2 separate regions of the Homo sapiens genome follow, and region 2 is linked to region 1. A link is a contact called in ENCODE Hi-C or POLR2A ChIA-PET data. All regions are on one chromosome and are shown on one strand. Each heading gives the region's core, a stretch centred on a gene start or an enhancer-like site at or near the end of the contact. The rest is flanking DNA. Distances are from core to core; before and after follow the strand shown. Region 1 overlaps CPSF3 (cleavage and polyadenylation specific factor 3). Region 2 has its middle 33 kb from the start of KLF11-DT.

Region 1 (6,156 bases), core at 2,212-4,711:
GGAGGCAGAGTTTGCAGTGAGCCGAGATCACGCCACTGCACTCCAGCCTGGGCGACAGAGCAAGACTCCGTCTCAAAAATAAATAAATAAAAAATAATAAAAATAATTGAGTCAGAAATTTCAAAATATTGATGAATTGAGCCAGTAGATTAGGAAGATATGCTACTATCTTCATGTTTAATAAAATTTGTTGAATAGAATTGAATCTCCCTATGGGACAATTTGCAACCAGAGAAAACAGTGAAGATATTTTTGTGTTACTTCTTTGATTCTATTTTATACTTAAGTCAGCATAATATATGTCTTTTTTTTCTTTCTTTCTTTCTTTTTTTTTTTTTTTGAGACAAAGTCTTGCTTTGTTGCCCAGGCTGCTCTCAAATGCCTGGGGCTCAAATGATCCTCTCACGTCAGCCTCCTGAGTGGCTGAGACTACAGGCATAAGCCACTGTACCCAGCTCTTTACATGTTTTGAGCTGTGAGTCTCCGGCATATGGAGTAGTCCTGTGTGCTGTGCTGGGGGAAGTGACCATACGGGAAGTATTCTGGGAAGCCTCAGCCTTTACCCTTCACACACCATTAGATCCTGGACTCTCAGAGAATATTATTGTTCCTTGAAAATATACAGTTAGTTAGTTCTTTGATTTCATGAGAAAAAAGTTGAGCAGACTACTTTGTAATTCATTTCTTATGCTGCATCTATAATACAAACAAATAAATACTTAGACAATCTAAATCTGTTATTCATTTGAGTCACTGGTAAGCATTTGAATTTGCTTTCAGTAATTGTAAAAATGATCATTTGGACATCATTTGATAACTTGTTTTAGTTGAATTAACTCATGGGAAATGGCTCCTCCCATGTGCATGTAACACAGGAGACAGCTGTGCATATATATAAGCCACAACGCATTTATATAAGCCACAGAAGAATGCCGCAAGATTCTTACATGATGCTCAGTGTCACAGTCTTAATCCTGGGGTAGAAACATATTGACAGAAAAAATGCAATTGTCAATTTTCTCTTACAGTTGGGCACGGTGGCTCACACTTGTAATCCTAGCACTTTGGGAGACTGAGGTGGGTGGATCCCTTAAGGTCAGGAGTCTGAGACCAGCCTGGCCAACATGGTGAAACCCCATCTTTTCTAAAAATGCAAAAAAAATTAGCCAGGGGTGCTGGCAGGTGCCTGTAATCCCAGCCAGCTATTCAGGAGGCTGAGGGGCGAAAATTGCTTGAAACCGGGGGGCGGAGGTTGCAGTGAACAGAGATCACACCACTGCATTTCAGCCTGGGTGACAGAGCAATACTCCATCTCAAAAAAAAAAATTGTTTTTGTCTTACTTATCTTAGGTGGTAAAAATAAAGGTGTGCAGGGTGGGAAGGAGGATCTTTTTTTTTTTTTTTTTTTTTTTTAAATTTATCTAGAGATGGAGTCTCTGCTCTGTCGCCCAGGCTGGAGTACAGTGGCACCATCTCGGCTCACTGCAACCTCTGCCTCCCGGGTTCAAGCGATTCTCCTGCCTCAGCCTCCTGAGTAGCTGGGATTAGAGGCGTGTGCCACCATGCCCGGCTAATTTTTGTATTTTTAGTAGGGACGGGGTTTCTCCATGTTGGTCGGGCTGGTCTCAAACTCCTGACCTCGTGATCCGCCTGTGTTGACCTCCCAAGGTGCTGGGATTACAGGCTTCAGCCACCGTGCCGGGCCTAGGAGGATCTTTTAAAAGATCATGAGTAAGTAGTGGTACAGAAGTTAGGAACGGTGACGTGGGGAAGAGGGTTAGGTGCGGAGAGCAGAATCACGCCCAGGGCTTTGGGCCACGCAGCTTTCAGCTGTAAGGCCCCCATCCTTCTAAGAGCACAGCTGGCCTTCACTTCCTATCTTAGTCTGTTCAGTTCAAATCAAATGCCACCAGGGTTGCTTTCTCTTCACTATATTTCTGATAGCCCTTTTATAAAATGAAGTCTTTTTTGTAATATAGTCAACTAATTAGAAATTGATATACTTTTCTGAAAAATGAAGTTTCTATGCAAAAATGGCACTTTTTTAGGCCGGTTAGGATGTTGTGTGACTACAAGGTCTTTGGTGATGTTTAGTGTCTGAGCTCTGCCAGCCTGTTTTCCATGTGGCAGAGGAGGGATCACAGAGATGTTGTCAGGATGTCATCTGCTGTTCTGATGAGGGCTCTGCCTAGCGGTGATGCTGAAAAACAAGAGGTGCTGTGGTATGACAGATAATCTCCACATAGCTCGTGTGTGTTTTATACGGGAAGGAATACATGACCTGTCATAGGTTGGTTTGCCTTTATCTTGATTATTTCTCTTAATGCTCCGGTCCAAAATGAAATGTACCTTTACTCTGATCTGCAGTAATTGAATTTAAATTAATTATCACTATATTATTAGTAATCCCTCTTATGCTAATAATAAAAACATTCCTTCCTTTGGTTAGCCTGTGGCCATTTCAGCAGAGGTTCATTGCAGACAGGTTAGAACTGGGCTGTTTCCGTGTGTTCCGTGTATTTAGCATTTGTTCAGCTGGCTGGGTGCCTTGTGTTTCTTAGTTCTTCCCCATTTTGTAGTTTATGGAGAATGAGGTTTTATATTCCTCTGGGATGATGAAGTGTTTGCATATTTTCATTAACATTCATTTGACAGATGTTTACTGAGCACCTGCTCCCCAGCAGGCATGCCTCAAAGTGCTTAGGAAACATCAGTGAACAAAGCAAACAGATCTGCCCCCTCCAAGGATCTGACATTCTGGCATGTCCCAGGGCTTCCTGATAGGGTTTGGAGTTGGGCAGATCCCATAGGGTCTTGTTGGCTATTGTAAGGACCTCAGACTTTCAGTGTGAGTAAAATGAGGCTATGCTGCAGAGCTTTGAGCGGGGCTGAGACAGGATCTGACGGAGTTTTTAAAGGACTGCCGTGGTGCTTGCTGAAAGTACTGTTAGGAGGGCAAGCAAGAAAGCAGAGGCTCCAGCTGGGAGCTTCTTCAGTCATCCAGGTGGCAGACAGTGGCTCAGATTAGGGTGGAAGTCATGGGGATATCGCAAAGTGCTGGATTCTGGAGGTGTTCTAATAAAGCCAGCAGTATTTCCTGTTGGATTAGCTGTAAGTGGTGACAGAAAGAGAACAGACAGGATGAACTTTAAGATAATGATCCAGGGTATGTATGTGATATGTCAGCATGGACAGTTGTCACTCGTGGGGCTAAGTGACAGGTTTTAATAAGTAGCACTTGCTCCTTTCAAAGGTGACAAGTATTGCAAGAACTGGTACATGTGACACTTATGCTGCTCATGAGGAAGTTGATTCTGTATATTTATTATTTATCGAACTGACTTCTTCCTATCCAAACTTGGGATTTTCACATTTAGAGCAGAGTCAGCGACTGTGGCCCACAAGCCACACCTAGCCCGCCTGCTTTGGTAAGTATAGTGTTACCGAAACACAGCCGTGCGCACTGGTTCATCATCTCTGATGCCTCTTTCCTGCTACAGCAGCAGAACTGAGTCATTGCAACAGCGACCCTGTGGTTTACAAAGCCTAGAATGCCATCTGGCCATTTACAGAAAAAGTTGCCCTCTTCTCAAGGCACCTCTGTGAAACAATCCGATTCTTCCTTGATGGCATTTTTCTCCCTTTTCATTTCTTAGCCTCCTGACACTTCAGTCCAGATTCTGGAAACACAACTTGTATTTGTATCTGTGGTGTATGTGTGTGTGTGTGTGTGTGTGTCTAACCAACCACAATTTATGTGTCCCCATTCTTAACCAAAGGGGAAATCTTATATATTTTCAAAATACATTATTTTGTTTTTATATTCCATAACATTCTTCTATTTTACATGGCACCTGTTTTCAGCATGTGTGTGTCCTGTTTTGACACACAGACCTACTAAGGACAGGTATACCTGTCTGATTGTATAGTTCTGTGTTTAATATGATCTCGTGTCTGATGAGTTTGTCTAAATATTAATGCAGGAATTTGCAAATATATATATACATATATATACACACGTAAACTTTGGAAAGTTTCTTTTGATAGTTTCATAGCCTAGATATTTATTTTGTAATATATTTTGTGAGATTGTTTTTACATGTCAATTAAGTGCTTATTTTAGTAATTAATGAAACTAATGATTATAATTAAAGTATAAAATTCTGTTATATAGTTTTCTTGGCTAGCACCTGGTTAGTTTTTTGTTTTTGTGTTTTTTTAATATTTTTATTTTTATTTTACTTTATTTTATTTTTTGAGACAGGGTCTCACTGTGTCGCAGACTTGAGTACAGTGGTGCAATCTCAGCTCACTGCAGCCTCGACCTCCTGGGCTCAAGTGGTCCTCCCACCTCAGCCCCCACAAGTAGCTGGGACTATAGACGCACATCACCACGCCTGGCTAATTTTTCTATTTTTATAGAGACAGGGTTTCACCATGTGGCCTAGGCTAGTCTCAAATGCCTGAGCTCAAGAGATCTGCCCACCTTGGCCTCCCAGAGTGCTAGGATTCCAGGTGTGAGCCACTGCACCTGGGCTTACTATTTTTTTTTAATGGAGATGGGGTCTTGCTATGTTGCCAAGGCTGGTCTCCAACTCCTGGGCTCAAGCAGTCTTCCCTTCTCAGCCTCCCAAAGTGCTGGGATTACAGGCGAGTAGTTAGTTGTATATACAATTGAAATTCACGAATTAAAAAGAATTAGATGAAGTATGGTTTGAATTCTAGAATAGTTTAGGAGAAATGACAAGTTGAGTCTTTTCCGTAGAGTAGATTGAAATAGGTATGTGGGAGTGCAGAAGTGAGTTAATAAAGCTACACTTACATGATACAATATTTTAAAAAGTCATAGTGTTACATGAGAAAGTAATTACTTGGGCTGGGAAATTGAAAGTGCATTGAAGAAATCATAATTTTTGAAGTCTCTTTGAAATGACAGAGTCTTAGCCAGGCACGGTAGCACACACGTACAGGCCTAGCTACTTGAGAGGCTGAGATGAGAGGATCACTTGAGCCCAGGAGTTCAAGGTTACAGTGAGCTATGATTGCACCACCGCACTCCAGCCTGGGCAACAGAGCGAGACATTGTTTCTAAGGGAAAAAAAGAAGAAAGAAATTACAGTCTTATATTATATTTTCCTGTTTATAGGTGAGGCCATAAGATTATTTCTGGTATTTTCCCCCATATCATACACACACACACACACACACACGCGCGCGCGTTTATATATAAAAAATATATAAAAGAGGAAATTGGTTATGTATATTTATTATTTATCAAACTGACTTCTTCCCATCCAAACTTGAGATTTTCACATTTGGGCCAGCCCAGCTTTCAACTCTTAAGGCCCCCCATCCTTCTAAGAGCTCAGCTGGCCTTCACTTCCTATCTTAGTCTGTTCAATCCCAATCAAATGCCACCAAGGTTGCCTTCTCTTCATTATATTCTGATAGCCCTTTTGTAAAGTGAAGTCTGTTATGAACATGAAATGAAATGATGACAATATCCATATATATGGGGTGTGTGTGTGTGTGTTGTCTGAAGGATTTTAAAATTCTGCACTACTCTTTGTAACAGCATTATTGATACATAATTCACATACCATACAATTCATCCATATAAAGTGTAGAATTCAATGATTTTTTAGCATATTCAGAGTTGTACAACCATCACCACAATCAACTTTAAAACATTTACATCACACCAGGCCAGACATGGTGGCTCACACCTGTAATCCCAGCACTTTGGGAGGCACAGGGGAGCAGATTGCTTGAACCCAGGAGTTTGAGACCAACTTGGGCAACATGCTAAAACCCTGTCTCTACACGCACACACACACGCGCTCACACACACACGCGCACACACGCACGCACACACACACGTGCGCGCACGCACGCGCACACACGCACACAAAGACGCACGCACACACGTGCGCACACAGACGCATGCACACGCACACTGACGCACGCACACAGACGCACGCACACACGCGCGCGCGCGCACACACACACGCACACACCCACGCACTCGCACACACGCGCACACACACGCACGCGCACACACGCACACGCGCACACACGCGCACACACACAAAATTAGCTGGGCATGGTGATGCATGCATGTAGTCCCAGCTACCTGGGAGGCTGAGGTGAGAGGAT
Region 2 (6,156 bases), core at 1,880-4,379, 550 kb after region 1:
GAGTGACTGCGATTACAAATGTGAGCCACTGCGCCGGGCTCTTTGTCATTTCTGTTCTTTTGGATCTATCCTTAAAGCAGGGTGTGCCCAGCTCAACAGTGCCTGAGGACTGCCCCCTCTGCCTGAAGCCACCGCCTCCTCGGAGGCCAGGCTGACTGCTGCTTTCATTCCAGCTCCCTTGGACTTGAGGGGGCTCCTAGTGCCTCCTCAGACCGATTTCTAATCTGGTAGCTGTTTGCAGGCAACTTTTGGAGGGTGGGGTGGCTCTGGCCTGCAGACGCAGAGGTGCTATGCAGTGAGATCATCGTCCTCATATTTTAATTCTTTAGACATGCTTTCCTTTAGTTTATTTAGCATGTTTTAAACAACAGATTTAACGTCTCTGTCTAATAAATCCAGTCTCTGGGATATTTCAGGAGGTTTCTGTTGATTTCTCCCCTGTGCATGGGCCATAATTTTTTGTTTATTTGCATGTCTGGTAAGTTTTTGTTAATAACTGGACATTTTAGGTAACATAATGTGGCTACTGTGGAAATCAGATTCTCCCTTTACCCAGGTTTTGTGGCTGCAGTTTTGTTTGGTTAGTGACTTCTCTGGACTAATTCTGGAGTCTGCTTTCTGTGTTGTGTGTGGACCCTGCAAACTCCATTCAGCAGTGCGGTGGGTGGCTAATGATTGGACAGAGATGGCCTTCGACGCCAGAGCTTCCCAGTCCTTGCCAAGGGCTCTGTGGGGTGATGGGGGTACCTTAAACACTCAGCCAGACCAGCAGCATCTCTGCCCTAGCCTGCACTTTCTGCTGCTCAGAGCGTCAAGGTCACCCAGAGGTGAGATCTCAGCTGCCCCAGGTCCTTGCTGAGCACTTCCACAGCCCAGGAATGTGCACAGCCTCCCGGGTGCCTGGGAACGTGCACGGCCTCCTAGGAGCCCGGGAACACGTTGGAGCCTCTGAACGCACCTCTGCACTTTTCACCGCCCAGTTTTTCCTCCTAAGCCTTTTGGTGAGCCCAGTGTCTGCTCCAACGGCCATGTGCCTCCTCAGCCATGAAATTAGGCAATTTCTTCCACATCATTTTTGACAAATCCCCTTGAGAAAAAGGCTTTTCTTACGGGGGGAGCTCCCAGGCAGGTCAAATGAGGGCAGGCTTGCAAGTAGGGTTCTCCAGGGAACCGCCAGACGGCGAAATAACGACAGTTCTCAGGATTAAGCCTTCGAAGGAGCTCCAACCCCGATCTGCCACTCCCGGCGCTTCCAGGCTGCTGGGTGTTGATGTGATTGTGGCTTTTGGTTTTCAAGGCTCCCGCAGGAGCTGAAGAATACAGTGGATACCACTCAGCAAGAGAGGAACAAACCACGACCACACAGAGACACGAATCTCAAAATAACTGCGGAACTCAAGAAGCCGGACCAAAAGAACACATTCCACGTGACCCATTCATCTACAGCTCTAGAAAATGCAAACTGATCTATGGCGACAGAAAGATGGGAGGCTGCCTGGGATGGGGGCGGGGCGGGAGAGAGGGAGTATCTAATGGGGCTTGAAGAACCCTTTGAGGGTGATGATGGAGATGTTCGGTATCTGATGTGAGGACAGTTTCAGGAGTGTAGATGGGAGAACTTACCAAATGGTACACTTGAAGTAGGTGCAGTTCATTGTATATGAATTATATCTCAATGAAGCTGGGTTTTTTCATGAAAAGATGACCTGGATCTCTCTCTACCTGCAAACATCTGTCTCCATCTCCTTCTCCTGGCTTCCCCCAGCTCCAGTCTGCCTGCATCCAGAGTTGGCAGGACCCTGTCTCTGTGTGAGATGGCAGCTCCCAGTGGGTCCCTGTGGACACGGCTCTGCCCTTGCCCACCTCTGCCTGCACAGCTCCCCGGCAAGAGTGCCCCCCTTGCCCTTGCCCTGGTGAACACCTACCGACTGCCAGCCAAGCCCGTGCGCAGAGCCCCTCCTGCTCTCCCTGTCCAGGGCTCGCCTCTGGTTGTTCTGGAATCCTCTGTGTATGAAACTGCTTCTGTCCGCAGCAGGTGGCTTTGGAAGGGCACTGGGATGCGGTGGCAGCAGCCGGGCTTCCGCATCTGCTGTTGAAACAAACTCAGCAGCAATCTGGAAACAATCTAGAAGCCTGGCGGACGTCCCGCACCTGTGTTCGGTGGGGGCTGTGCGGTCCTGGCCGCAGCCTGGAGGGGACAGGCCTAGCTGAGGGATGAGCACAGTCCGCTGCTCTCCTTCCTGCCTCTGCCTCTCTCCTCTATGAGCCCCTGCCCATGGGTGAGGAGGGCCGGACGGTTAGCAGGGGCCCCATGGGGAGGCCCCACAGCCACCAGACCCCTGTCCAGCCAACTCCTCCCCTTCAGCCATCGCACCCTGGCATGGCCCCAGAATGCCCTCCTGTTGGGACAGCAAGGGCTGGGGCCTGGAGGAGCCTTTCCAAGCAGGAGGAGGGAGGCACCACCATGGGGCCTCCTCTTTCCACGGCCCTCCCTCCCCACGCTGGTCTGCACCTGCCCTAGAGACCAGAAGCCGGCCAGGCCTGTCCGCAGGTCTGTGTAGCTGGCCCAGGTGGCTGGCGGCCAGGCCAGGGCTGGCCTATGGGTGTCTGGCCCGGCTGGCCACCGGCCACCTTTCTCCCACTGGCCTTGGCCACAGCCCCACAGCTGGCGCGACGCTGCGACCTTTCCCCTACTTCCAGCTCTGGCCTCCAGATCATTCCAGGCCCCTGAAGTTTACATGAGTCACATGTCGCTGGCAGACTCCCACCCCGTTCCCTCTTCTTGCTCTGGGTTTAACGGGCCACACTGGAGAGCAGGCATGGGGCCTTGTGCCCCTGAGCAGGGCCAGGTGTGGGACCAGAGCCTTCGTCGTGCCCAAGGCCTGCAGGCCTCAGAAACCCCAGCCCCACACCATGCCGGTGCTCCCAGCTTTCCCTGAATGTCATTCGTCATGAGGGCTGAGGTTCAAGGACCCACTTACTCTGGTGGCCACTTACTCTAGAGGCCTGAGTACGCCAGGCTGTGAAGCTCTGCCAAGTACCTGGGAATCTATATCCATGCGGGGCACCATCTCAAACTGCATGAGTCAGGTGGGCAGGCGTGCATATGGGCGAGTCAGGTGGGCAGGCGTGCGTATGGGCGGGTCAGGTGGACAGGCATGTGTATGGGCAGGTCAGGTGGCCAGGCGTGCGTATGGGCGAGTGAGGTGGGCAGGCAAGTGAGGTGGGCAGGCGTGCATGTGGGCGAGTCAGGTGGGCAGGCGTGGGTGTGGGCGAGTCTGGACAGGCGTGCATACGGGCGGGTCAGGTGGGCAGGCGTTTGTATGGGCGGGTCAGGTGGGCAGACGTGTGTATGGTCGGTTTAGGTGGACAGGCTTGAGTATGGGTGTGCGTATGGACGAGTCAGGTGGACAGGCGTGCGTATGGGAGAGTCAGGTGGACAGGCGTGCGTATGGGCGAGTCAGGTGGACAGGCGTGCGTATGGGCAAGTCAGGTGGACAGGATTGCGTATGGGAGAGTCAGGTGGACAGGCGTGCGTATGGGTGTGCGTATGGACGAGTCAGCTGGGCAGGCGTGCGTACAGGCGGGTCAGGTGGGCAGGCGTTTGTATGGGCGGGTCAGGTGGGCAGGCGTTCTTATGGTCGGGTCAGGTGGGCAGGCGTGCATATGGTCGGGTCAGGTGGACAGGCATGTGTATGGGTGTGCGTATGGACGAGTCAGGTGGACAGGCGTGCGTATGGGAGAGTCAGGTGGACAGGCGTGCGTATGGGAGAGTCAGGTGGACAGGCGTGCGTATGAGCGAGTCAGGTGGACAGGCATGCATATGGGAGAGTCAGGTGGACAGGCCTGCGTATGAGCAAGTCAGGTGGACAGGCGTGCCTATGGGTGTGCGTATGGGTGAGTCAGGTGGGCAGGCGTGCATATGGGTGGGTCAGGTGGGCAGGCGTGCGTACGGGCGGGCCAGGTGGGCAGGCATTTGTATGGGCCGGTCAGGTGGGCAGGCGTTCTTATGGTCGGGTCAGGTGGGCAGGTGTGTGTATGAGCGAGTCAGGTGGGCAGACATGCATACGGGCGGGTCAGGTGGACAGGCGTGTGTACGGGCGGGTCAGGTGGACAGTATTGGCGTGCGTACGGGCGGGTCAGATGGACAGGATCGCGTACGGGCGGGTCAGGTGGACAGTATTGGCGTGCATACGGGCAGGTCAGATGGACAGGATCGCGTACAGGCGGGTCAGGTGGACAGGCATGCGTACAGGCGGGTCAGGTGGACAGGCGTGCGTACAGGCGGGTCAGGTGGACAGGCGTGCGTACAGGCGGGTCAGGTGGGCAGGCATGTGTGTGGGAGAGTCAGGTGGACAGGATTGAGTACGGGCCGGTCAGGTGGACAGGATTGCGTACGGGCGGGTCAGGTGAGCAGGCGTGCGTACTGGCGGGTCAGGTGGACAGGATTGCGTACGGGCGGGTCAGGTGGACAGGATTGCGTACGGGCGGGTCAGGTGGGCAGGCGTGCCTATGGTCGGGTCAGGTGGGCAGGCATGCGTATGGGTGAGTCAGGTGGACAGGATTGCTTATGGGCGGGTCAGGTGGACAGGCGTGCGTATGGGCGAGTCAGGTGGGCAGGCGTGCGTACGAGCGGGTCAGGTGGACAGGCATGCGTATGGGCGGGTCAGGTGGGCAGGCGTGCGTACGAGCGAGTCAGGTGGACAGGCGTGCGTATGGGCGGGTCAGGTGGGCAGGCGTGCGTATGAGCGGGTCAGGTGGGCAGGCGTGCGTATGGGCGGGTCAGGTGGGCAGGCGTGCATATGGGTGGGTCAGGTGGACAGGTGTGCGTATGAGTGTGCGTATGGGCGAGTCAGGTGGGCAGACGTGCATATGAGTGTGCATATGGGTGATTCAGGTGGACACGCGTGGGTATGGGTGGCTCACGTGGACAGGCGTGCGTGTCAGCGTGTCACGTGGACAGGCGTGTGTGTGGGCGGGTCAGGTGGGCAGGCGTGTGTATGGGCGGGTCAGGTGGGCAGGCGTGCATATGGGCGGGTCAGGTGGGCAGGCATGCCTATGGGTGTGCGTATGGGCGAGTCAGGTGGGCAGGCGTGCCTATGGGTGAGTCAGGTGGGCAGGCGTGTGTATGGGTGTGCATATGGGCGAGTCAGGTGGACAGGCATGCGTATGGGCGGGTCAGGTGGACAGGCATGTGTATGGGCGGGTCAGGTGGACAGACGTGCGTATGGGTGAGTCAGGTGGGCAGACGTGCGTATGGGTGAGTCAGGTGGACAGGATTGCGTATGGGCGGATCAGGTGGACAGGCGTGCGTATGGGCGAGTCAGGTGGACAGGATTGCGTATGGTCGGGTCAGGTGGGCAGGCGTGTGTATGGGCAGGTCAGGTGGACAGGACTGAATATGGGGGGGTCAGGTGGGCAGGCGTGCGTATGGTCGGGTCATGTGGGCAGGCGTGCTTATGGGCAGGTCAGGTGGGCAGGTGTGCATGTGGGAGAGTCAGGTGGACAGGATTGAATATGGGCGGGTCAGGTGCGCAGACATGCGTATGGCCGGGTCACGTGGGCAGGCGTGCGTTTGGGCGGGTCAGGTGGGCAGGGGTGCATATGGGCGGGTCAGGTGGACAGGCGCACGTATGGGTGAGTAAGATGGACAGGCATGTGTGTGGGAGAGTCAGGTGAACAGGATTGCTTATGGGCTAGTCAGGTGGACAGGTGTGCGTATGGGTGTGCCTATGGGAGAGTCAGGTGGACAGGATTGCGTATAGCCGGATCAGGTGGGCAGGCATGCGTATGAGCGAGTCAGGTGGGCAGACATGCGTATGGGCGGGTCAGGTGGACAGGCGTGTGTATAGGCAGGTCAGGTGGACAGGCGTGCATATGGGTATGTGTATGGGCGGGTCAGGTGGGCAGGCGTGCATACGGGCGGGTCAGGTGGACAGGCGTGCATACGGGCGGGTCAGGTGGGCAGGCGTTTGTATGGGCGGGTCAGGTGGGCAGGAGTTCTTATGGTCGGGTCAGGTGGGCAGGCGTGCATATGGTCGGTTTAGGTGGACAGGCGTGTGTATGGGTGTGCGTATGGACGAGTCAGGTGGGCAGGCATCCTACAGGCGGGTCAGGTGGGCAGGCGTTTGTATGGGTGGGTCAGGTGGGCAGGTG

What was found. Hi-C counts contacts between places; a loop is a spot of excess contacts on that map. ChIA-PET counts read pairs that join two places held with the same protein, here RNA polymerase II (POLR2A). Pooled maps may share reads with other maps.
Region 2: a pooled map shows a loop between it and region 1 (8-fold over the local background). The contact joins two enhancer-like sites. A Hi-C loop is called at or near these places in 2 of 37 single-sample maps with no recorded cell type and 3 of 50 pooled maps. POLR2A ChIA-PET finds 5 or more read pairs at or near these places in 1 of 52 experiments (activated CD4-positive, alpha-beta T cell).

What each region holds. Positions count from the first base shown.
Region 1 is chr2:9,460,355-9,466,510 of GRCh38, forward strand. All of the region lies in intron 15 of CPSF3 (cleavage and polyadenylation specific factor 3), which reads left to right. Among named protein-coding and RNA genes, the nearest start is that of IAH1, 11 kb to the right of the region's middle. Within about 2 kb of position 3,462, at least 3 of the 41 ENCODE cell types and tissues checked have a DNase peak (open chromatin) inside an H3K27ac peak, as active enhancers do.
Region 2 is chr2:10,007,467-10,013,622 of GRCh38, forward strand. No RefSeq gene overlaps it. Among named protein-coding and RNA genes, the nearest start is that of KLF11-DT, 33 kb to the right of the region's middle. RefSeq lists enhancers at 4,125-5,063, 5,064-6,001. Within about 2 kb of position 3,130, at least 19 of the 41 ENCODE cell types and tissues checked have a DNase peak (open chromatin) inside an H3K27ac peak, as active enhancers do.